4 separate regions of the Homo sapiens genome follow, and regions 1, 2 and 4 are each linked to region 3. A link is a contact called in ENCODE Hi-C or POLR2A ChIA-PET data. All regions are on one chromosome and are shown on one strand. The core of a region is the stretch at or near the end of the contact, and the rest is flanking DNA. Distances in the headings are between cores, read along the strand shown.

Region 1 (2,700 bases), core at 93-2,592, 300 kb after region 3:
TATTTTGGGTTCTCTTATCAGAGTCATGGGCTTTCCATCTTCATGTGATCTGCTGACGCACTCATCCCTCCCAGCCTGCAAGTTCTGCACTTTCAGATAAGGTCCTCATTCATGGCGAGCTGTGCCATCACCCTGCGGAGTGACGTCTGCTTAGCGCAGGGTTGCACGTGGGCCAGTGCTCGCTGTGGCTTCCAGGATTAAAGCTTCACTTCCAAGTATTCCTAGTAAAGTCGCAGTTAGTCCTTAAACTTGAGCGTTAATTATCATTCAAAATAAAACTCATTACATAACCTGTAATTAAAATCTCAAATAAAGCAGTAACAGAATCCTTTCTTGGGAAAACGTGCTTTTCAGATAATTCAGGATTACTTCAAGTTTTTCTCTCCTTGGTGCTTCTCAAGTCTTTTGCATTTGGCTTTTTGTACAGAGTCCAGGTTTTGAGATTTGCCATGTCCCTGGTACGTAGCTGTAAAGCTGGGGCATTATTTCATTTCTGGATAACTGTTTTCTATAAAAATCTTGCCGGGGGATCAGGGTGTGGGTCAATGTAGCCAGATATCTCCTGTTCTCCACTCAATTTCTTTCCCCAAAGCTGGGGCTTTTGATAAACAGAATTAGCGTCCTGTGCGGCGTGTGCAGGCACAGCCCACCAGCACTGGAGCCCAGCACGGTCCTCACACCCTGCAGTCCTCCTCCGGCTTCCGTGAGCTTCCTGGGGCTGCTGTAACCGATCGGCACAAACTGAGTGGCTGAAGACGACAGAAATCTGTTGTCTCAAGCCAAGTGCAGTGGTTCACGCCTGAAATCCCAGCACTTTGGGTGGGCGAGGCAAACGGATCACTTGAGGTCAGGAATTCAAAACTAGAACCTCTGTAATCCTATCACTTTGGGAGGCCGAGGCAGGTGGATCACCTGAGGTCAGGAGTTCAAGACTAGCCTGACCAACATGGTGAAACACCGTCTGTACTAAAAACACAAAAATTAGCCAGGCGCGGTGGCAGGCACCTGTAATCCCAGCTACTTGGGAGACTGAGGCAGGAGAATCGCTTGAACCTGGGAGGCGGAGGTTACAGTGAGCCGAGATGGCGCCACTGCACTCCAGCCTGGGCGACAGAGCGAGACTCTGTCTAAAAAAGAAAAAGAGAAAAAAGTCTCTTGTCTTACTGTTCTGGAGGCCAGAAATTCAAAGCCAAGGTCCCTGCAGGGCTGTGCTCTTTCTGAAGGCTTTAGGAGAGGGCCTCTCCTGGCCTCGTCCAGTTTCTGGTAGCCCCAGGTGGTATCTGACTCACGGATGCATCACTGCAGTCTCCGCCTCCGTCTTCACACTGTGTTCTTCCGTGCACGTCTGTCTCTGTCCAGGTTTCCATCTCATTGTAAGGACACCGGTCACTGGATTAGGACCCACCCTAATGATCTCATCCTAAGTCGATTACCTCTACAAAGACCCTATTTCCAAACAAGGTCACTTTCAAGGGTACTGGGAGTTCGTAACTGAGCGTATCTTTCTGGGGACACAATTCAGCCGTGGGTGCTCCTTCGCTGAGGAGCTAAGGAGTTTGGGAACCAGGGCTGTTGGCGCTTCTCACTGGCCTGCCTGTCGCGTGTCTGCGAGGACCACGGGCCACTCCAGGGTGGGAGGCAGGTTTCTGCGATGTGTTTACCTTTGCGAACGCTAAGCGCAGGAGCAGAGGGTTTCCCGCGTCCCACCCGGACAGCTTGGAGGTGGGCGAGCTGAACTAGGTGTGGAATGTGAGTCAGTGAGGAACAAACATCTGCCCAGAAATGTCTGGCCCACAGTTAGAAAAGTGGCCTGAAGACGAGCCGCATGCAATAGAAACCTCGCTGTGGTTTAAAGCACACGCCGTTCCCCGTGACTTCGAAGTCTGTGCTGTTGAGGGGAGACAAGGCTGCCTGGCCGGGCTGGCTGCGGGTCATGGGCGTCTGTGCGTGCACTGGAGGGATGCTGCTTCTGCAGAGAGAGTGTGGGCTCCGTGACAGCAGGGCTGGGCACGCTCGCTCACCCCTGCACGAGTCTCCTGTGGCCGCTGTAACATTTCCACACACGAGGGGCTTAACGCAGCACGGATTCATTCTTACTGTTCTGGAGGGCAGGAGCCCTGCATTCAGGGGCGTGGGCGGGGCTGCTCCGGGAGGCCCTGGGGAGGGCCTCCTGCTCTGCCTTCCTCAGCTGCTGGAGGCCACCTGGTCCTTAGTCCCTGGCACCTTCCTCACCTCACTCCGACCCCTGCTTCCACCACTAGCACCTTCTGCCCCTCACCCTCCCACCGCTTACAAGGAGCCTTGTGATGACTTTGGGGCCACACAGTAATGCAGGATGACTGCCCCGTCTCAAGATCCTTAATCACATCTGCAAAGTCCCTTAGGCCTTGAGGTCACACATCCTTGGCTTTCAGAGATGAAGATGTGGACGCCTTTTGGGGTCCATTATTTTGCTAACAACCCCGGCTGCTCCTGGTGTCTCCTCTCCCTAATTAAACAATCTCGACCACTCACACCCGGTAAATATTTGTTGAAGGCATGCGTAGTGAGCAGGTCCCACCATCGGCGCTGTGGTGGGGGTCTGGCAGTCTCTGCTGTTTATAACCGGCCACGATCTGGACCCAGGGCTGCTGGGAGCTGCTGGAGAGTCCGAATTGAGCCTCTGCCCTGAGAGTAGTGACCCAGACGACCTCGGGGGCG
Region 2 (2,700 bases), core at 178-2,677, 380 kb after region 3:
GAGCGTCTGCCCTCAGAAGGAGACGGGACCGCATCGCAGCTGTGTGAACCCCGGGCAGTGGTTCCAGCAGCGGGGCGGACGCGAGACAGCCCCATTTGAGTTTTGCTGCTAGATGGCACGTAGAACTTGAACTTCAGAGGGTGCTCCTTGGAGGCCCTGACCAGACACAGAAGGGAAGGGAGACTGTTCCCATGGTCCTGCCTCCGCGGCAGTGAGGCTGCTCTTCTTACAGCCAGGTGGCTCTTGTCTTCGGTGTAGGGGGCTGGTGAGGAACACGGTGGGGAGCAGCCTGCGAGGGCGCTGGGCTTTCAGCACTCACGGCACCTGCTGTTTGGTTTGGCCAGGATGGCCTGGGAGCCCCCAGGGCTGGGCAAAGGCTGCCCTTTACAGACTCATGGGCAGAGGGAACCGTCTTACCCCTGCCCCTTCTCTGTCCTCTCCGCAGCGTTGGTGGGACGGGAGGGTGGTCTGCCCGGGGCTGCGAGCTCCTGTCCAGGAACCGGACACATGTCGCCTGCCAGTGCAGCCACACAGCCAGCTTTGCGGTGCTCATGGATATCTCCAGGCGTGAGGTGGGCATCCTCCCGTGGCCACTGTGCCCTCTGGGCCTACCGCCAAACCTGCCCCTCCCCCCCAAACCTGCACCTCCCCGCCAAACCTGCCCGTCCTCAAACCTGCTGAGCCTGCCCCCAAATCTGTCCCCTCCTCAAACTAAATCTTCCATTCTAAGTGCTTGGAACAAAACAAATCAACCGATTAAAACACATATTCGAGGATTGGCCAGAGTCTGAGGATTTCCATAACAAAGCCCCATTATAAGGGTTTTCAGAGAGCCCTGGTTATGTATTAAACCCCGGAATGGCAGACCCAAAGCTCAGGCTCCGAGGAGCTCTCGGAACCTGCCCCTCACTTCAGTGCGGGTCTGTTGGACGGTGCCGCTCCCCACCTGCTTTGATCCTAAGGGAGGTGACAGCTGCTGGGCGCTCTCCCTCGGGGCCACACGCAGGGCAGCAGGACAAAAGGCTGGGCGGCTAATGTTTAACCTCTGGCATTTTAAGCGGCCTGGGAATGTGAGCCGGCCATTGTGGGCTGCAGATGAATTGGGGAATGGCCCGAGCGCTGTCCTGGCCTCCCGTTATCCAGACAGGAGGGAGGTGGGAGCCAGCCTGGCCATGGCCTGTGTGGGACCCTGGGGTCTAGGAGTCAGAACCAGGGGCCTGGGTAGCCTCCCCCGGCCCCTCCCCGGGGTTGCACTGTGGCTCAAGGGCCCAGGCCACTGTCCTTTCCGAGGGCTTTTTGATGTGAAGTGGCCCTGGTTTCTGTCACATTCTTGGAAGGGTGAGTCAGCCCTCAGGCGGGGCTGGAGGAGGGCAGCGGCCTCTTGTGCAATATGCAGGTGAAGCTGACCCGCCTCTGCCCCTGTCTCATGGGCAAATGTCACTCCCCAGCAGGACCCAGCCTGGAGACGGGGTCAGTGATTAGTGGAGTTTGTTCATATGTGGGCGGGGTTGGGGCTTGTCTCATGGCCAGGATGCCAGGTGACATGTGGGCCAAGGAAGCTGAAATTGAGGCAGAAGAAAGGAGGCTGGAGTGAGAGTCCGAGGCTCCCATGGCCTGGGCGCCCCAAAGCCAGAGGTCTCTGAACGGCCCCCAAGCCAGTGGAGGGAGCCTGGCGTGCTGCCGCAGGCCCCAGGGATGCCCAGGGCCCAGGGCATTGAAGGAGCCTCAGGAGGGGCAGTTCCAGGCCCAGAGCCATGAGCACTCGGCCTCCCCAGCCCAGCCTGATCCTGCCAGCCTTGATCGTTTCATAAGCAAGTGTGTAATTTATCTCTGTTATGCAATGACCAGATCTGAGCCTCGGCCCTTACCTTCTCTCCTGCCTTTAACCCTCCTGCCCATAGAACGGGGAGGTCCTGCCTCTGAAGATTGTCACCTATGCCGCTGTGTCCTTGTCACTGGCAGCCCTGCTGGTGGCCTTCGTCCTCCTGAGCCTGGTCCGCATGCTGCGCTCCAACCTGCACAGCATTCACAAGCACCTCGCCGTGGCGCTCTTCCTCTCTCAGCTGGTGTTCGTGATTGGGATCAACCAGACGGAAAACCCGGTATGGCCACTCTGCTCCCCTCCCCACTGTCTGGGCCGCAGCTTGGAGCAGCTACCATAGTCCTGTCCTGGCCACTCCAAGCACCCTGGCTAGCTCCTCCTCACCACCCCCACCTCTGCTTCACAGATGCCCTTTCAGGAACGTGCCTGGTCACAGGCTGTGGGTGGAGATGTGGGATTCACTGGCAGGCCCAAGCACTTTGACTCTATTGGGAGATGGGGGGCCCTTTCTTTCTTTCTTTCTTTTTTTTTTTTTTTGAGAGTCTCGCTCTGTCAATCCAGGCTGGAGTGAGATGGCACAATCTCAGCTCACTGCAACTTCCACCTCCCAGGTTCAAGTGATTCTTGTGTACATCCCCAGGAAAATACAACTCTTGTCAAAAGTGATTTAAGGGCAGTGGCTCATGCGTGTAATCCCACCAGGATCCCTTTGGGAGGCTGAGGCAGGCAGATCACTTGAGGTCAGGAAGACCAGCCTTGCCAACATGGTAAAACCCAATCTCTACTAAAAATACAAAAATTAGCTGGGCGTGGTGCCGGGCACCTGTAATCCCAGCTACTCAGGAGGCTGAGGCAGGAGAATTGCTTGAGCCTGGGAG
Region 3 (2,700 bases), core at 119-2,618:
GGATCCAGGATGTGGAGTCAAGGATTATGTTGGAGCTTTAGGATTTTTTATTTTATTTTATTTTATTTTTTTGAGACAGAGTCTTACTCTGTTGCCCAGGCTGGAGTGCAGTGGCATGATCTCAGCTCACTGCAACCTCTGCCTCTCAGGTTCAAGTGATTCTCCTGCCTCAGCCTCCCAAGTAGCTAGGATTGCAGGCACGCGCCACCATGCCCGGCCAGCATTGGGATTACAGGCAGGAGCCGCCCAAATGCTTTCTTAGATGCAAAAAAAGAAAAAAAAAATTAAAAAGACACCCCCACCCCCCAAAAATTGATCAATTATTTTCACATCCAGGAAAAACAACAAATGCAAATCCAAATGCTTTGAAGAATAAGACTGATTTTCGGAGGCTTTCAGGGTAGACAGAGGAGGGCCATTATGCCACGGCTCATGCAAACAAGCCTCCTAAATGCACCCTGGAGATGCATCGCACCCTTCACAGCCACCATCAGCCCCTTCCATCACCTTTGATCCTCTGCCATGCTCCTGCAGACCTCCTGCCCAGACCTCACCTGCAGGCCTCTCAGTCCCTTTCCCGTGTGCATCTGCAACCCTCTCCACCTCTCAAGCTCAGCAAATTCCAGCATCCTCAGCATCCTCCTCATCCCCCCTCACCAGATGCCCAGCGGTGGGGAGGGAGGGGGTGGCAGTGGGGGTGGGGAGGGGATGGCGCACACAGTGGGTATCATGATTTGTATTTTAAAGATGAGAAAGTAGGGGCTTCAAGAGGCAAAGTCCCCCAGCTAGAGTGAAGGGAACAGGGTTTGGAGTCCAGCTGCTGACCCCACAGCCCACTCACTGTCCAGTTCACCTTGCCGGGCCCTGGCCACAGTCCCACTGCTAATCGGAAACACAACCAGCTGTGGCATTTCCTCCCATGGTCCTTTGCAGCACGTGGTCCCCACCCCCTTGGCAAACGTGCAGGAGCCACAGTCGGCCGTGACTCATGGACAGTCCAACCCAAAGTGACTCAGGCAGGATAGAGAGAGGACAGCAGACATCAGAGGGAGCCCAGACTGGCCGTCTGCAAGCTGCATCCTGGCCTCATGTCTCCTGTGACTGATCACACTCTGCTGTAAACACGGCCAGCCCCCGTTTTCCCACCTGTAAAATGGAGATGAGGACACCTGCCCTGTGTGTTTCCCAGAGTCATGATGGGAATCCCCTGAGACAAAGGACTGGAAGGCAGTTTGTAAACCAAAATCTCTGAGCAAATATGACACCGCAGAGTAGGGAGTGAGTCTGTAAGTGACGTGAAGCCTGGCCTGGAGTGGCAACCGGAAGGCCCTATGGCCCCATGGTGCTGTGTCATCCCTGGACTTCCCGCAGCTGCTAGAGTGAAGGAAGGAGCTGGTCTGTCACTTAACACCAGAAGAGAAAGTGGCCCGGAGAGCAGGCATCTCCCAGATATCTGACTGGGCCAGATATCTGACTGCTAGGAACTGGGGACACAGACCTGGGAACTCTGTGCCCTTATGACATCAGAGCCTGGCGGCCAGGATGGAAAGTGTGTTGCGGCCCCAGCCTGAATGGCACTTTTGGGTGGACATAGACCCAGAGGTGCATGGCGTGGGGAGGCTGGCACTAAAGGGCCTGCCCATGTGGCATCCCAGGCATGGACATCCTGAGGGTGAGGGGAGAAGGCAGGCAAGGTGCTGGCACCACACTTCTGCTGGGATTGTGCACGGTTTGGCATCCTGGTTCCAAGCTGAGCCCCCTGCAGTTGCAGAAGGCCACTTTGGTGGGGAGGGGACACTCCTGGGTTCTGGTGGCATGGCCTGCCTGGCACAGTGTGGCACTGGATGGAAAGAGAGACTGGGGGGAGTGGTCTCTTATTTTGAGACACTGCAAACACCTCGTTTCTCTGGGCCTCAATCCTAAGAGCCTGCGGGTCAGGCCGAGTGGTAAGGTGGATGAACCCCTGACTTTGGAACCAGACAGACATGGATTTCAATCCTGCTGTGCAAATCTGGGCAGCCTTCTCAGCTGAGCCTGTTTCCTCACCTGCTGGCAGAGGGCTCAATGCAATCGGGCATGAACCTGGGCACATGACAGAATCCAGCCAGGGCTAACTGCTGTTTATAGTACTGACGCTTAGCGATCCAAACAAAAATAAAATTCAGGAATCTGGCCCTGTAGGGTCTGTACTGGCCACTCGGCATCATCCTCCCACTTCCTGACCACCTTCGGATGACACTGGTTCTTCCAAAGGAGGGATGGTGGCTGCCCACCCAGGTGTCCTGGGGACACTGCAAGGGGTGGGGAGACATGCCATTCTGGAGGAGTTAAGCTCGCTGGCAATGGATCCAAAGGCAGCCCCTCCCCCCTACTCCCCTACGCAAGGGACCAAGCCACAGCTGGCATGAAGTGATGCCCTATGGCACCTTCCAAGGAACTCCTGCCACATCTCCATCCCCTCTGTCACTGTGGAGAAGGACCCATCCTCACTGAAGCAGAGGCTCCCAGGGGCGTGGGGCAGGACTTGCGGGAAGCAAGAGCGGGGCCTGGGGATGGGGGTGGGGGAGGCATGGGACCCAGTGTTGGGCCCAGGGGCGCTAGGGGCCTGAGGGGCAGGGGGCAGGGCTAGAGGGGTGAGGGGCTGTGCTAAGCCAGGGAGCCCTCAAGGGCCACACGTTGGTGTGGTAACCCCTGTGTGTA
Region 4 (2,700 bases), core at 117-2,616, 400 kb after region 3:
GATGCAGCAGCACCCGCGTCCTTGCTTTTCCACCCAAGCTGTGACAACCAAAAATGCCTCTAGACACTGGCAAGGTCCCCTGAAGGTGGGGTGAGCTTGCCGCCACTGAGCGGCCCTGCTTTGAGGCCAGGGTCACAGTGGTAAGGTCCCCACTGTGGTGGAAGGCTTGGTTTGATCCTGGCTTGGCCATCTGCACCTGCCTGACAACAACTCACTGGATCCTACCATGGTGGGCACCATCCTTGGCACTGAGGCCATGCCCTCTCCACCGGATGAGCCACCCAAGCTCTGGGCGTCGCTGTCCTCTTTCATAAAATTGGAGAAACTGTATCTGTGTATCGGGGTTCAGGGATGATTAAGAGACCAGCATACAACTCAGCCTAATGAATACCTTAAAACTCTCCTGCCACCATGGCCAGTCCCAGGAAAGGCAGGGGACCAAGGACAGGAACAGAGTTAGTCACAGCCTCCAGGAAGCCACGGCTGCTGGAGGCCTTCTCAAGCCCTGGTCTGGAAGCACTGCTGGCCCTGCCAGAACCAGCCCCAGTGCTGTCTCAGAGGCCGGCCCACTCACCACAAACACGTCACCCTTGACGCTGTCCTTCTCCACCACGTACCAGGGCTCTCTCAGGCCACCTATGTTTGCTCTCTGGCCCAAGGTATACAGGAACCAACCTACAGAAAGACAGTTTCTCCATGAGGCTGGGCAACAAGTTACAGCCCACATGTCACGCCTCATCATGAAGGCAGATGCTGGGAGGGCAGCCCAGAGCAGGCCCAGCAATGGTGTAACTCACTAGGAAGATACGATTCTCCAACCACCAAAGCCAGCCCTGACCAAGCACCTGAGCACATCTCATCATTGTCCAGGCCTGGGCTGGACATGGGGTGTGGTGGCCACAAAGAAGGCACCTTGTGCCCCAGAAGGTGCAGGTTCCAGCTGTAGGAGCCCCTGACCCTAGGCCCAGGATGCGGCTGGGTGCCCTGTGTGACGCCAGGGGCCCTTCTTGCTGAGCCCATGACATAGCTGCACGTCTTCACAGTGTCCATCTAATGCAGTAACTGCATCAGGGCTACCCCCAGCTGCTCTGCGCACCCTCACAATGTCACACAGCAGATGGCAAACTCACTGCCTCCCTCCCCTGCAGTGGGGCACACAGGCAGAGAGAACCTCATGGGATTTACCACGTGGCCTGGGCCGGCAGCCTTCTTCAGTGAAGTGAACTGCAGGTGGAAGCCATGAGTCATCCAACTGGCTCCTGCTGGGGCCAGGGCTGGCAGATACATGGGCAATCCTGTCTGGCAGTTCTGTCCCAAGCAAAGCTGTCACCTCCACCTGTCTCAGGAATGCCTAGCCCCGGCTCCGCCTGCCGTCTCCCCTCCACAAGAGGTGGAAGATCTCCAAGTGCAATTCACTGCAAGACGCCCTACACCTGAGCTGCAGCCTGGCTCTCCTGGCCAGTCCCACAGCTCAGGTCTGTGCTGTGTCAAGACCTGCCTGATCATCACGCCGGCAGGCACATCCCCGCCACTGTACTAACCCAACAATGGCTGCACTCTGTCCCCACAGCAGGACTGCACACTGTGACTGACTCGGAGCCTGTCCCCTGACACCAGGCACAGCACAGGCTCACGCAGGCCTCACCGCAGTAAGGGTCTGCACATGAGCGAGCAGCACTCTGGCCAGCGCGGACGCCTGATCCCATCGCTGCATGTGGTCCTTAATCATTCACACCATGCCGGGACGTCCACCTTACTCCCTGAATCAGAGTGGAGTTTTGTGTAGTTTAACATTTTCCTTACACAGGAAGGAAATCATTCTTTTTACAGGGACTTGATACGTAACTCACAGAGTATAGTCCTTCCAAGTCAGAGGCGCGCTTTTCATGAACTCCAGCATCTCAGCTGAGGCCACATCTGGAAGTGCACCCAGCCACCATCAAGGCAACTGTTCCACCCTAGGCCGTGCCCGCCCCCGGCCGCCCCACAGAGCCTTCTACAATTCTCCAGCCAAGTGGAAGGGACGACAGGAACTCTGGTCTAGTCTCCCAGAGCTGAAACGCCACAGCTCTAGGCATTTCAGATGACAAGTGGCAGAGTCTGCACCTCACCTTTATGTGTTCCCAGAACCTTATTGTCTTCTATGGAAATAAAGTGACCAGGTCGAGGCTGCAGATACTGGAAAACAAACATGTCATTACCGACGGAGATCTAGGCCCAGGGCAGACACGCAGCCCCATCTCTTTGTGTCAAAGAGCAGCACGCACCTGAAGAAGGAAATGTTCAAAATTCCTCTTCCCGATGAAACACATGCCCATGCTCTGAAATGAGAAGACGGCAGCCGTGAGAGGAGCAGAAGTGGCGGTGGCCCAAGCTGTACCCAGACGTCCTGAGCGGGCCCTGGGGCCTCCCGGCCTCACCCCACACTTTGCTTCCAGGGTAGGGGCCCGGCTGCCCACCGGCACCCTCGGCCGCCAGTCACAGCCGGCGCACACGATGCCAGAGCCTTAGAGAACGCCTCATTGTCTCGGCCCGCGGGGTCTGACCCTGCGCGGGAGACCCTCACACCAGCTGCCCCGGGGAAGAAAGCAGAACCCGGTCAGGTCCTTCAGGCCACTGTCCTGCGAGGAGTGGGGGAGAGACAGGGACCAGAGAAGGGGCAGGTAGCAGGAAAGCCAGGCCTGAAGCTAAGGCCTTAGG

The links. Hi-C counts contacts between places; a loop is a spot of excess contacts on that map. ChIA-PET counts read pairs that join two places held with the same protein, here RNA polymerase II (POLR2A). Pooled maps may share reads with other maps.
Region 1: a loop to region 3 is called in a map of PC-9, with 6 times the contacts of the local background. The contact joins two enhancer-like sites. A Hi-C loop is called at or near these places in 1 of 168 maps with a recorded cell type or tissue (PC-9). POLR2A ChIA-PET finds 5 or more read pairs at or near these places in 1 of 52 experiments (K562).
Region 2: a map of PC-9 shows a loop between it and region 3 (9-fold over the local background). The contact joins two enhancer-like sites. A Hi-C loop is called at or near these places in 1 of 168 maps with a recorded cell type or tissue (PC-9). POLR2A ChIA-PET finds 5 or more read pairs at or near these places in 2 of 52 experiments (WTC11 and activated B cell).
Region 4: a pooled map of heart left ventricle shows a loop between it and region 3 (2.7-fold over the local background). The contact joins two enhancer-like sites. A Hi-C loop is called at or near these places in 1 of 168 maps with a recorded cell type or tissue (cardiac septum) and 1 of 50 pooled maps. POLR2A ChIA-PET finds 5 or more read pairs at or near these places in 2 of 52 experiments (WTC11 and activated B cell).

Annotation. Positions count from the first base shown.
Region 1 is chr22:46,453,678-46,456,377 of GRCh38, reverse strand. All of the region lies in intron 2 of CELSR1 (cadherin EGF LAG seven-pass G-type receptor 1), which reads left to right. Among named protein-coding and RNA genes, the nearest start is that of CELSR1, 83 kb to the left of the region's middle. RefSeq lists enhancers at 346-846, 1,944-2,527, 2,528-2,700. Within about 2 kb of position 1,342, at least 4 of the 41 ENCODE cell types and tissues checked have a DNase peak (open chromatin) inside an H3K27ac peak, as active enhancers do; they include PC-9, where a contact is called at or near this core.
Region 2 is chr22:46,376,463-46,379,162 of GRCh38, reverse strand. CELSR1 (cadherin EGF LAG seven-pass G-type receptor 1) reads left to right here. Exons shown (of 35, transcript NM_001378328.1): 23 at 446-572; 24 at 1,902-2,102. Among named protein-coding and RNA genes, the nearest start is that of TRMU, 42 kb to the right of the region's middle. RefSeq lists a silencer at 1,237-1,531 and enhancers at 1,237-1,531, 982-2,181. Within about 2 kb of position 1,427, at least 16 of the 41 ENCODE cell types and tissues checked have a DNase peak (open chromatin) inside an H3K27ac peak, as active enhancers do; they include PC-9, where a contact is called at or near this core.
Region 3 is chr22:46,752,904-46,755,603 of GRCh38, reverse strand. No RefSeq gene overlaps it. Among named protein-coding and RNA genes, the nearest start is that of TBC1D22A-DT, 8.3 kb to the left of the region's middle. RefSeq lists a silencer at 1,278-1,454. Within about 2 kb of position 1,368, at least 36 of the 41 ENCODE cell types and tissues checked have a DNase peak (open chromatin) inside an H3K27ac peak, as active enhancers do; they include PC-9, where a contact is called at or near this core.
Region 4 is chr22:46,351,742-46,354,441 of GRCh38, reverse strand. TRMU (tRNA mitochondrial 2-thiouridylase) reads right to left here. Exons shown (of 11, transcript NM_018006.5): 6 at 2,268-2,321; 7 at 2,112-2,178; 8 at 575-675. Among named protein-coding and RNA genes, the nearest start is that of TRMU, 17 kb to the right of the region's middle. Within about 2 kb of position 1,366, at least 7 of the 41 ENCODE cell types and tissues checked have a DNase peak (open chromatin) inside an H3K27ac peak, as active enhancers do.